Linked DNA regions of Homo sapiens: region 1 is linked to region 2. A link is a contact called in ENCODE Hi-C data. All regions are on one chromosome and are shown on one strand. Each heading gives the region's core, a stretch centred on a gene start or an enhancer-like site at or near the end of the contact. The rest is flanking DNA. Distances are from core to core; before and after follow the strand shown. Region 1 overlaps PALM2AKAP2 (PALM2 and AKAP2 fusion). Region 2 overlaps TMEM245 (transmembrane protein 245).

Evidence for each region. A loop is a pair of places that touch in the nucleus more often than their neighbours do. Pooled maps may share reads with other maps.
Region 1: a map with no recorded cell type shows a loop between it and region 2 (2.6-fold over the local background). The contact joins two enhancer-like sites. A Hi-C loop is called at or near these places in 9 of 37 single-sample maps with no recorded cell type and 10 of 50 pooled maps.

What each region holds. Positions count from the first base shown.
Region 1 is chr9:110,140,082-110,146,955 of GRCh38, forward strand. The region is part of intron 8 of PALM2AKAP2 (PALM2 and AKAP2 fusion); the gene reads left to right. Among named protein-coding and RNA genes, the nearest start is that of C9orf152, 65 kb to the right of the region's middle. Within about 2 kb of position 1,435, at least 11 of the 41 ENCODE cell types and tissues checked have a DNase peak (open chromatin) inside an H3K27ac peak, as active enhancers do.
Region 2 is chr9:109,100,125-109,106,645 of GRCh38, forward strand. It overlaps TMEM245 (transmembrane protein 245), which reads right to left. Exons shown (of 18, transcript NM_032012.4): 3 at 6,384-6,485. Among named protein-coding and RNA genes, the nearest start is that of TMEM245, 17 kb to the right of the region's middle. Within about 2 kb of position 1,892, at least 13 of the 41 ENCODE cell types and tissues checked have a DNase peak (open chromatin) inside an H3K27ac peak, as active enhancers do.

The DNA of each region.
Region 1 (6,874 bases), core at 185-2,684, 1.0 Mb after region 2:
TAGGGCAATACTGTGGTATTCTGCAATTTTCACCCCATTTCTTATCAAACTTCATTTATTTATGTCGGTATGATCTCATGGATTCCTGTGATATTCAATGGATTCCTGTGATATTCAATGGATTATAATCCATTTCTTTTATTATTTTTATCCGCAACTTGTTCAGTTACAGCTCACGGGAGCCCTTTCTGGCTAACTTGTATGTCCTTTGGAGATGTCCCCGTTTTCCTTTGAATGCTTCCTCAATTTCTGGCATCGCAAGATATTCCAGTTTCATCTTATACTTTCCCAACCCTGAAATCGGTCGTCTCTCTGAAGAGCACTAGTTTCTGATGATGGAGAATGGTATTTAGAAACAAAGATCTGAGTGCTAGCTGTGCTCATTGTTATTGCATTGTCACTAGCCCCAGGCACTCTCAGTGGACAGAATTAGAAATTACACACATCTCTCTTGAAAACCATGAGTTTGCCCTGATGCTTTTTAATTCTTATTTAATAAAAAGTTCATTCATACTTTCTCCCTTTCCATATTTGTGACCACCTTCTTGACAAAAGATACTTAGTTTTTATTATCTGTAATATGTTTATTATTTAACTAGCCCTCCTTCCCCCACACTCCAGTATAACCAGTCTCCTGTTTTCCTCACCAAACTTGGGCTCCGACATCATTTTCCAGGTGGCCACTGCCACGACCCTTCACCAACACCCTCCTTACCCTCCCTGGGCTCCAACACTACAGCAGGTACCATCTTATTCAGCCTGGCCTAGTGACTTTTGGACTGAGTTGTTTGGGAAGGAAAGGAAAGGGAGGAAGAAGAGGAAGAGTGCAGTGACTTTCTTAATATATGCCATCAAATTGGTGATAAAGTTTCAACAAATGAATAATGGGGGGGCGGGCACAAACATTCAGACCGTAGCATGAGTATTTTCAGGCTTCTCTGTCTCTATCTCTTAATCGAACCCCTCACCATATTACCTCCAACTTTATTTCTAGCACATAAACAACTGTCTAATATAAAGACATTTCAATGCTTTCTCCTGATTCCCCCACCGGCTGTTGTCCATCAGGCTTCCCCACCAGGACCGAGGTTGCCTTAAACAAGTCAGCATCCTAAGGCTTGCCACTGGCATCCCAGCAACCCAGTATCAATCTCCCCAGTACTTCCCTCTATGCTAATGCTGATCTCTTCTCCCATATCCCACCCCCATAGGATTGATTTCTGGTCCCTACAAGGGGATGGTAATTCATCCGTGCAAGTCTGTTCCAATCTTGATGTCGTATTGAGTACAATCATGATAATGATATGCATACATGTCATTCCTTCATGTTTATCTCTAGAACATTTAAAGCAGGCACCCGGGCTTCCCAGAATTACAACATGAGTTGAAAGAAACGGAATGTAAAATACAATTTTCTTCCTGTTCATGCCTGGAAATCTTTGGAGTATTGCTTGGCTGGCCAACCTCCAAGTTCATGATCGGGGAGAAGGCTGACACGTGACTCTGAGCAGCCAAACTAGACAATTCATGGCTAGGGTCAGAACTCCTGGCTTCAGTGGTTTTGTGAATGGAGGTGTTACCAAGTTCCTGCGGCACATTTCATATTTCATGCCAGAAGAAGTGACTCCACTAGTTTGTTGTGTGACTCAGATTGATGATTGGATACTAGGTGATGAAAAATATAATTTTTAACTTCTCTGGTAGAAATCATGCTGGTGGCATGCTGGAATCCTAAAACCTTAAAGCAAATAAAATCCACTGAGAGCCAAGATGTGGTAAGGAAGGAGAAATCTTCTAATTCTTTCCATACAAAAGTTATCTAGACAGAAACCCCATCCCCCTGGTGTGGAAATGCTATTTGTTTTTGCTTTTAGTGCTTTTGCTTTTAAAAGATGGACAATGAATGATAGAAGTTCTGTTTTGAAAAGGATATAGTCATTGTTAATGACCGGGTATCTAGAAATTATCTTGTTGGTTCTTATTTTACTTTTTTTTTTTTTTTTTTTTTGAGGCAGAGTCTTGCTCTGTCTCCCAGGCTGGAGTGCAATGGGGCAAACTCGGCTCACTGCAACCTCCACCTCCCAGGTTCAAGTGATTCTCCTGCCTCAGCCTCCTGAATAGCTGGGATTACAGGTGTCCATCACCATGCCCAGCTAAATTTTTTGTTTGTTTGTTTTTTGTATTTTTAGTAGAGACAGAGTTTCATCATGTTGGCCAGGCTGGTCTCCAACTCCTGATCCGCCTCAGGTGATCCGCCCGCCTTGGCCTCCCAAAGTGCTAGGATTACAGGCATGAGCCACTGCACCTGGCCCTTATTTGACTTTTAAAGGAAGAAGCTCCACTTAAATAGAATTTGAGTGACATTTGTTTATACAGAGGTGAATAAAAATGTATAGTCCCTGCTCTCAGGGAACTTAATGGTTCAGTAAGAGAAACAACATTAAACAAATGAGGCAATTTTATGACAGAGAAGCACAGAGACCTGTAGGAGCACAAACAAGGAAGACCATATCATTTGGAGGATAAAGAAAGTCTTCCTTCCTTAGGAAATTACTGTCTAAGCTGAGAACTGAAGGGGTAAAGTTGGGCTCAGGGTGTAGGGGAGAAGGAAGGGCACCTAAGAGAGGCTCAAAAGGAATAGAGAACTTGGCACATTTGAGATATTTAAGAGTAAGTTAATGGAAGAGATTTAAAACAAAACAGAAATAGATTTGGAGCCAGACAACCAAGAGCTCTATCAATCATGTTAAGGGTTGTAGACTTTAGAGTTTACCCTATGGTCAGTGAGAAGCCAGTGAGAGTTTTTAAAGGAGTAATTATCTGAACACAACCCCAAGCTGTCCTGCCTTCACTGTGAGTTGATGGACTAAATGTCTTCCTATTGTAATGCATCCATTTCATAGGCTTGGATTGAGCTCTTCCTGCTTATGAGCACTTCCGAAGGCAGGCGCCATCTTGGTGAACACCCTGTATGTTATGTGAGGGGCCATGCTCCCAATAGTGTGTGCATGTGTGCCCTCTGCTGATGGCACTTAGAATTAGAGACTAAAAGGAAGAAGGCCAGGGGTGGTGGTGCATGCCTGTAATCCCAGCACTTTTGGAGGTGGAGGCAAGAGGATTGCTTAAGTTTGAGACAAGCCTGGGCAACATAGCAAGTCCCCATCTCTTAAAAAAAAAAAAAAAAAGAAAAATTACCTGAGTGTGGTGACACATGCCTGTTGTCCCAGCTACTTGGGAAGCTGAGGCAAGAAGTTTGCTTGAGCCCAGGTGTTCAAGGCTGCAGTGAGCTGTGATCGAACCATTGTACTCCAGGCTGGGCAGCAAAGTGCCAAAAAAAAAAAAAAAAAAAAAGGAGAGAGAGAGAATAAAGGAAGCACCTTTGCAGGTACATGAGCCTGATTTGAAGGGGTAACTCACACAGTGCTGTAAAACACCCTTGAGGAAAGAATTAGGGGGTGGGATATCCAAACATTGTATTGAAGTTGCAGTTCAAGACCTTTTCAAATGTCTTTTCATATTGGGGTTGCCAACAGTTCTCACTTTAGTATCTGTGTCTATTATTAGATATCCTGGTTTCACTTCCAAGTTCTAAGTATGCCAGAGAAACCCAGTTAGGTGATGATTTGTTTGGTTTTTTGAGAGTTTCTGTTTTCATGCCAGATGTTGAATTTATTTACCAAGTCAGATCATTCACCCCGTGAGACCTACATTATGGAGAGTGGCAAAAGAGAAGGTGTAGTTTGCTATTAAGTTCCATAACTTGGGGTATCTGTTCATGTCTTCTAATTTGTGGAAAGATGTGATAGTTATAAATGTTACTTTTGTAAGCTGTACAGGAAGTGTTGACTTCTGCTGCTGTCTGTTTAGATAAGATTAGACATGAGGTGATCATTACATTATTATAAAGATTCTTAACTGGGTCTCTGTTCTTTCCCCTTCATTATCTGCAAATATCACAAAGGAAAGTCTTAGGAAAAATATGTTTGCGACTGTCCACACATTCTTCATGAAGCAGAGCTTGGTGGAGTGTGCCATGCTAAATTAGAGCCACATGAGGCACAGTTTCATTTGAGGTGCCCTCATTGCTCCATGGGGGAAGTCCCTGTGTCAGCATCTGACAGAAGGATTGATGATGAGAGAGCTCTCCATCAGTAGTACACAGTGCCTCTCTTTCCTGCAAGGCAGGCACCAACTGTGCAGCTTGTAGGAGCCCTTCTGGCTGTGTGAAGCTAGCTAAAGCTTATTGTGGAGTGTCCACAGATGGTTATTGTCCACCACCATATTTCTAGAACATTCTCTGGTTACAAAAGTCTAATCATGGTAGTTACAATTTATCAAGGCCTTAAAGCTGCATATAATACTAGTTATTTCACACTTGTCATTTCTTATTTTCTCACTGAATCCTCCCAACAGCCCTCTAAGATACAAATTACCTCAACTCTTGAGGCCGGATATATTTCTAGATTCAGACTTTTTCTGATTTTAGAGAATTTATAAAGTATATACTATTATTTAGAAAAGTAATACAATGAACATACTATTATTTAACACAACTGGCAGGTTCTGGGTCAACACCCTGTGATCAAATTAAATTTCTACTCTAAAACTTGAGAAGAAGAATTAGTTACATTAAGTGGGTAAAGACTAGGAGACCTTCATGTCAGCTCATGTCAGGTTTTGCTGCCAAATAAGTTATGAAAAATCTTTCTTTTCAGAGTTTTTTGGATTTGGGAATTATATATGAAGAGTTGTGGACCTGTAATAATATTCTTTTTCAAAGAATTACTACTAGAGCCCAGAGAGATTAAGTTGCCCAAGGTCACTCAGCTTGAAAATGGGAGAGCCTGGTTTCAAACTCAGGCTCTCATTTGTCTCCAAAATCCATCTTCTTTCCCCTACCTTCTCCTTCCCATTTGTTGAGCCTGCTCTATGAGGTATACAGTAATAGCTTCTCTCTCCAACCTGTAGCTCAGGTTCCCTCTACCCTTTCCCAATCTTATGCCCAACCCCTGCATTTTCCTGGGTCCTTCTTGATCCTCCTTTTAGGAGCCACTGTGGCTCTGCAATCCTTCTTTTGCGGTGGCCTGGGTGTATAAATTTGACTCTCAGGGGCCATGAAACAGTGCTTCCCTAGTGACCCAGGATGATTCCTTTCTGCTTTCAGAACTCAATTCCAATGCCCCAAATTACAGTAGGCAAAAGCACTCGGGCTGTCCAAAGATCTGAGCGGATAGCCAAGGGACTAACTTAGTCCACATCAGCCATCTAGCCTAGCTGCTCTTGTGAGTTCTTTTTGAAAGTTATTTCCCAGGAAGAAGCTCTGCCATTTACTCCAGAAACAGGTTCATTCCTTGAAAACTTCGAAAGAACTGGGTACTCAAGCAAGGAAGAAATTTTTAAATTTGAGGATGAGCAGGGATAAGTGTTCATTATTCTGTTAACTAAACATGAACATTTTTGGTGTACTAGGGTCAAAGTCAACTAAGTTAGTTGACTGGTGATCATTGAGCACCATGACTACGTACTGTTCTCCTTGCCTTTTAAAAATTGATCTTTCTGCCTTGGCCCAGACTTCCCTGTGTTCTCTTTATCTAAATCCAGCAAGTATGTTTTCTTGAAAAATGCATGCCATTTGGAAAGGAATTGGTAAGAAAAGACTATGTTGAAGCTATGTTTGGCAAGGGGTGAAGGTGTGCAATGAAATCAGGACTTTTCAAAGTATAGAATTCCACATTCTCTTTAGATATTACCCTTAAAGGCTTGGAAAAGACAACTGCCATGGTTAAACCTGCCTGTCAGCCTCACTCTTCTTTTTTTTTTTTTTTTTTTTTTTTTGAGATGGAGTCTCGTTCTGTCGCCCAGTCTGGAGTGCAGTGGCGCTATCTCGGCTCACTGCAAGCTCTGCCTCCCAGGTTCACGCCATTCTCCTGCCTCAGCCTCCCGAGTAGCTGGGACTACAGGTGCCCACCACCGCGTCCAGCTAATTTTTTGTATTTTTAGTAGAGATGGGGTTTCACCGTGTTAGCCAGGATGGTCTCAATCTCCTGACCTTGTTATCCACCTGCCTCGGCCTCCCAAAGTGCTGGGATTTGGGATTACAGGCGTGAGCCACCGCGTGCAGCCCAGCCTCACTCTTGAGATCCTATGGGCCCAGAAGTCTTTATTCTGTGACAAGCCTGCAGTTACAGCTTCTGGGCAGCAGAACTTTGGAAAAAGCAGAACGTTCCCCACCAGCTGAATTCCCTGGTACAAGCAGGTTCTGCTGTTCCTGCTGATTGTGCTGGGTCTTCAGATAGATCCGTGTGTCTGGGTTGGCTCCTGCTGGTGCTGGGCCACCATGTGATGTCCTCATTGCCTACTTCTGCATGGCCTCTCCATGCTGCAAGTTAGTTAGGGGAGCATCTTATGAGGAATCAGACTCAGCCATGCACAAAAACAGATGCATAGTTTTCAGGTGACAGAGAGGAGGTGAATCAAAGAACCTAATTCTTGCAAGTTCCTTGGTAAGAAATAGGAACTAATCAAAACCAGGCTTGGGAGCAGGATGTCCTCTGTGACTGCTGGGGTTCAGGGCAGAATATGACTGTGTCTTTTACCAGCCATAGTTACTTGCTGTGTACTTCCCTAAGGAGACTGGCATTTCAGATCTATTTGATCTTTGTGTGCTACATACTTATGGGGTGGAAGGCTAGGAGGTGAGGTGGGGCAGGGAGAGAGTGTATGGGGCAGACAATTAGAGCACCAAAGAATATATGTGTAGTTCTTGTAACGAGATTTTCTTTCTCATGGCCTTGAAGGTAAACTTAAAAGGGTTCCCAAAATGTGTGTGTATCTAACTCACAAGTATTACCAGTCTCTCTTTTATTTCCCATTA
Region 2 (6,521 bases), core at 642-3,141:
AGGCAAGGAAGCTAGGTCATGTAGTTGTGTTAAGTCAACAGGACCAATATGGAAAACTGAAGGAGCTGACAACTACAACTGATGCAAGAAGGATGAGTACTCAATACTTTTTCAGGATGACTGACACTTACTCAAAGAGCCTGGGGAGGGGAAAGAACGCTGGGCTTAGGGTCAAGAACCTATGTTTATTTATTTATTATCATTATTATTACTTTTAAGACAGGGTCTCACCTCTGTAGCCCAGGCTGGAGTACAGTGGCATGATTACTACTCACTGCAGCCTTGACCTCCTGGGCTCAAACAATCCTCCATCTTCAACCCTCCCAGTAGCTGGGACTATAGATGCACACTACCACACCCAGCTAATTTTTATTTTATTTTATTTTTATGTATTTATTTATTTTCTGTAGAGACAGGGTCTCACTATCTTGACCAGGCAAGGTTAGTCTTGAACTCCTGGGCTCAAGCAATCCTCCCGCCTTGGCCTCATAAAATGCTGGAATTATAGCATGAGCCATTATGCCTGGCCAAGGACCTAAGTTTAAATCTTAGCTCCACTAGTCACCTGTGTGACTGCAGGCTAGTCAGTTAATCTCTAGAAGTATCTTCATCTGTAAATGAAGATACCATCTATCTTACAAAGATTTATTTGTTTGAGTTCTGTTTTGTTTGCTTGTGGATTTAAAAAGATAGCACATTTAAAAGCACTTGAAAGTTCTTGGCTCATGACAGGCACTTAAATATTTTTCCCTTATTATCTTAAGCTTTTGGGAAATACTATGTTAGAACTTCTCAGGTCTAAGAGAAAACCACTGAGTAAGACCCTTGGGTTCAGAAGCAACCACTGAAACTAACTCAGCAATGATCCACAAGAAGAGTTTTCTGAGGCGGAGGTGGGAGCACTGCTTGAGCCCAGGAGTTAAGCTGCAGTGAGCTATGGTCACACCACCACTGCACTCCAGCCTGGGCAACAGAGCGAGTCTTAGTCTCTAAAAACAAAATAAAATAAGAATAATAAATAAATAGAAGAGTACTCTGGGTCTAGGAACCAAACTCAGGCTTTGAATTCTGATGAAATCCAGGACTAATTCTGTGAGTCTAGTGAACCACAGCACAAAACCTTCAAAGCTCAGAAGACATAGAGAAAGATACCCACACAAGTGACTGGAAAACAAGAGCAAGTGATACAACGGGACACTGGAAATGACAAGGAAAGAGCCGATGCACACACTGTTGTGGCAGTATACTAAAGCATTCCTGTACCTACCTATATTACAGTGACATCTACAGCAGGAAACTGACTGTAAGTACAAGAGAAGGGCTGTCCCATTACACACCAGATGGTTTGAGTTCTGATTCTTAAAAAGAAACGATGTTCTTAGGGGCAAGAAGAAAAAAATACTCAGAAATTTAGGAAAAAGAAACACTTAAAAGATTTATTTTATGATGAGGATTATTTAGACTAGAAGTCCAGAAAGGGATTCTAGATCAATAATCACCTATCTTGACACAGGTTGAAATGAAAGTTAAACAAAATAAATAAAACCAAGATTTCCAAATCTGTACTCAACATTTATTCTGTGTGTCTGTGATTTCCTTCCTTGTCATAGCCTGTAATACAAATAACAGCAATCTGGCTTGCATATCAGCACATCACTACTCTAAGTTTATGGCTAGTATTCATAATCGACCATGGTCTTCTTTTTCCCCTTGCTCAAAAATTGGTCTTAGAAGTCTTATTACCCTTACAGTTTTCTAGGCTGCTGTCATGAGATGACTAGAATTTACACCGTAGAGAAAACCCAACCACAACCTTTGGTTTAGACTTGCATTACTTATATTCTTATAACAATTACTTACTTGGCCCTGGACAAAAGCAGTCAAAAGGGGAAACCATTCTGGCATAAGAGGTAAAGGGTAAGCAGAACTGTCTGAGTCACTTGCCATTAGGTGAAAGAAAACAAAGGAGATAAAACTAACCAGAAAAACAAGTCGAAACTGCCAAGCTTTCTACAGCAGTTGCCAAAACAGGAAATTTACTTCCACTAGTCAGATATATAACCACAGAGTCTAACAGATTATAACCAGGAAGACAGGCTGAACAAAGAAAACTTAGACACCAAAATATAAAATAAAATAAAATAAAATCTTCCCTATTTTCCACTGTCAGAGAGATATATAGTTATGGTTACTTTGTTTCAGGAATTTTAAAATTCTAAATATATATTTACAAATAAAAATATGGCTTACAATTGTTAGATATTACTCATTTATCAAATAAAATAATAAAAAGCAAATTAATTTTTAAAAACTTTTACAAGGTACCTGTACAAATACACCAGAGTACCACAAACAGCCTCATGATGAGAATAAAATGAAGATGTTAAAAATAATGCTCTATAAGTGTATTCATTGACACAGAAAGTTCCTCATGACATAATTAAGTTTAAAATGTGGGTTACAAAACAGAATGTTCACTGTGATCTAGTTTTTTTGTGTTTTTAAAAGCCTAAAGGCAAAACAACTATTAGTTAACATTTTGGTATAATCTGTAGACAGTGAGATTTTGAGTGATTTTTAGTTTCTTCCTTTTGTTTCTCTGTATTTCCTAACTTTACTGCAACACACATATTATCTGAGAAATTAATTCTTTTTAAAACATACTGCAGCTAGTAATCTGCTCTTGGAGTTTATTATCGCCATCAGAAAGAAGCAAGGAGTAAAGTATTGGTCAACTGTAGAAGCTTTGTGTTCAGATTTACCTCTCCAGTCACAGCTGCTTCCACACGGCTGGGTAACCAGAAGTCTGATCTGATGATTTGAGGACCACTACTATATCCTGACAACCTCCCCACTTACAACTCATTAGAGACCTCTACCTTTAACAAACTATTTGCAGATATAGGTCACTCACAGCCAGGGTACCTCAAAATAATCTTTAAAAGCACATGGTCTATTCAACTTTGTACTAGAAATTCCAACCAGAGCAATCAGGCAAGAAAAATAAATTACAGGCATGCAAATTAGAAAGGAAGAAGTCAAACTATCCCTATTGCAGATGACTGAACTTACATATGCAGAATCCTAAAGAATATACCAAAGAAACTACTGAAGCTAATAAATTCAGCAAAGCTGCAGGACACAAGATCAACAAGCAAAAAATCTGTTGTATTTCTACCCAGCAGCAATAAACCATCCAAAAGGAAAATTAAGAAAACAATTCCACATGATAGTATCAAAAAGAATAAGGAATAAATTAAAGGTCTAAGACATATACAAAGAAAACTACAAAACACTGCTGACTCCCATGTTTGTTGCAGCACTGTTCACAATAGCCAAAATTTGGAAGAAACCTAAATGTCCATCAACAGATAAATGGAAAAAGAACATGTGGTACTTATACACAATGGAGTACTATTCCGCCAAAAAAAAAGAATGAGATCCTGTCATTTGCAATAACATGGATGGAACTGCAGGCCATATAAGCTAAGTGAGACAAACTAGGCACAGAAAGACAAACACCTCATGTTCTCACTTATTTGTGGGATCTAAAAATCAAAACAATTGAACTCAGAGATAGAGAGCAGAAGGATGGTTACCAGAGGCTGGGAAGGATAGTGAGAGGGTACGGGGAAGCTGGAAGTGGTTATTAATAGGTACCAAAAAGTTTAAAAAAATGGACAGGGCGTGGTGGCTCATGCCTGTAATCTCAGCACTTTGGGAGGCCAAGGCAGGCGGACCACCAGAGATCAGGAGTTCGAGACCAGCCTGGCCAACATGGTGAAACCCCATCTCTACAACAATACAAATATTAGCCAGGCATGATGGCGGGTGCCTGGAATCCCAGCTACTCGGGAGGCTGGGGCAGAAGAATCACTTGAACCCAGGAGGTGGAGGCTGCAGTGAGCTGAGATCATGCCACTGCACTCCAGCCCGGCCAACAGAACGAGACTCCATCTCAAAAACAGAAAAAAAAAATTAAAAAGAGTAAGACCTAGTATTTGATAGCATAACAGGGTGACTATAGTCAATAATTTAACTGTATATTTTAAAATAACTAAGAGTATAATTGGATTATTTATAACAAAGGATAAATACTTGAGGGGATGGATACCCCATTTTACTTGATGTGATTATTACACATTACATGCCTGTGTCAAAACATTCCATGTACCCCATAAATATATACACCTACTATGTAGCCACAAAAATTAAAATTTAAAATTAAAAAAAACACTAAAAAATTAAAGAGTAACGAAATAAATGGAAATGCATCCCACGCTCATAAATTGTAAGGTTTTTGTGGTTTTGTCTTTTTATATTGTAAAGATGGCAATGCTCCCCCCCGCCCACAAGTGATCTCTAGATTGAATGCAATCCCTATCAAAATCCCAAAAGGCTTTTTTGTAAAAACAGGAAAGCTGATCATAAATATGGAAATGCAAGGGACCCCAAAATAGTCAAAACAATTTTGAAAAGGAAGAACAAAGTTGGAGAACTCACACTTCTCAATTTCAAAACTACAGTAATCAAAAGAATGTGTTAACTGACATTAAGGAGAGACATATAGATCAGTGAAACACAACAGAAAGGGCAGAAATAAACCCATATATATATGGTCAACTGATTTCTGACAAGGGTGCCAAGGCCATCTTCAACAGTGCTGGGAGAACTGAATATACACAGGCAAAAGAATGAGGTTGGATCCTTACCTCACATCATTTACAAAAATTATTTCAAAACGGATCAATGACCTAAATATAAGAGATAAAAATATAAAATTCTTAAAAGGAAACTTAAGGGTAAGTATTTACGACCTTGGATTTGGCAATTGTTTGTCAGATGACATCAAAAACACAAGCAATAAAAGAAAAAGTAGATAAACTGGACTTCATCAAAAAAATTTCTTTGCATCAAAAGAGACTATCAAGAGAGTAAAAATACAACCCACCAATGGAATATTTAAAAATCATATATTTGATAAGGGTCTAGTATCTAGAATATGTAAAGAATTCCTAAAACGCAACAACAAAAAGGCAAACAATTTAATTTTTTTTAAAGGGGAAAGAATTTGAATAGACATTTCTCCAAAGAAGAGAAACAAATGGCCAAAAAGCAAATGAAAAGATGCTCAACATCATTAGTCATTACGGAAATGCAAATGAAAACCATAATGAGATACCACTTCACACCCACTGGACTGGCCATTATCAAAAAGTGGAAAATAATAGGTGTTGGCAAGGATGCAAAGAAATTAGAATCCTCATACACTGCTGGTAGAAATCTGAATGGTACATCTGCTGTGGAAAACAGTTTGGCAGTTCCTTAAAAAATTAAACACAGAATTACCATACGACCCAGTAATTCTACTCATAGGTAAACAAAGAACTGAAAACGTGTATTCAAATAAATACTTGCACACAAGTTCATAGCAGCACTATTCACAATAGACAAATGGTAGAAATAACCCAAATATCCATCAACTGATGAGTAAATAAACAAAATGTGGTGTGCTCTTACCATGGAATATTATTCAGCCATAAAAAGGAATGAAGTACTGATATATGTACAGGGTTTCTTTCTGAGGTAATGAAAATGTCTTGGAACTAGATACAGGTCATGGATGCACAACATTGTGACATATTGTATGCCTGTTTTTTTTTTTGAGACGGAGTCTCGCTCTGTTGCCAGGCTGGAGTGCAGTGGTGCGATCTCGGCTCTCACTGCAACCTCCACCTCCTGGGTTCAAGCAATTCTTCTGCCTCAGCCTCCCGAGTAGCAGGGACTACAGGCACATGCCAACCATGCCCAGCTAATTTTTGTATTTTTAGTAGAGACGGGGTTTCACCATATTGGCCAGGCTGGTCTCGAACTCCTGACCTCGTGATCCGCTTGCCTCAGCCTCCCAAAGTGCTGGGATTACAGACGTGAGCCACTGCGCACGGCCTGTAGGCCATTTTTACGTGATTACTGCACCTGTAGCCCTCGCTACTTGGGAGGATAAGGTTGGAAAACCCCTGAGCCCAGGAGTTCAAGGTTACAGTGAGCTATGATTGTGCCACTGCACTCCAGCCTGGAAACAGAGCAAGACCTTGTCACTAAAAAATAAAATAAAAATATTTTATTTTATAAAAATAAAATATTTTAATAAAATTAAAATACAATGGCTTATGGTTAACTTTAAGTTATACATGCCTCAATAAAATAATACCAAAACAAATCATGGTCTAACAACCTAAAATATTTTAAACAATTTATTTTCCACTCAGAAACCATCATAGGTTTTTAAATAGATTCAAAGCTGTTTCATCATAGCATTTTTTAAAAAGCTACTCTCCAAAATACTTCAAAGAGTAGTATTAATAGAATGCCCTATTTCTTACCAGAAGACTCTTTTCCATTCTGTTTTTCATAGAGGGTACCCACAGACATCAGGAAAACAATAACCAGGAATACTGGAATTCTCCATGAGCCAGCCAGGGATGCTGCAAATTATTAAGAATTAACATTTTTAGTGAAAT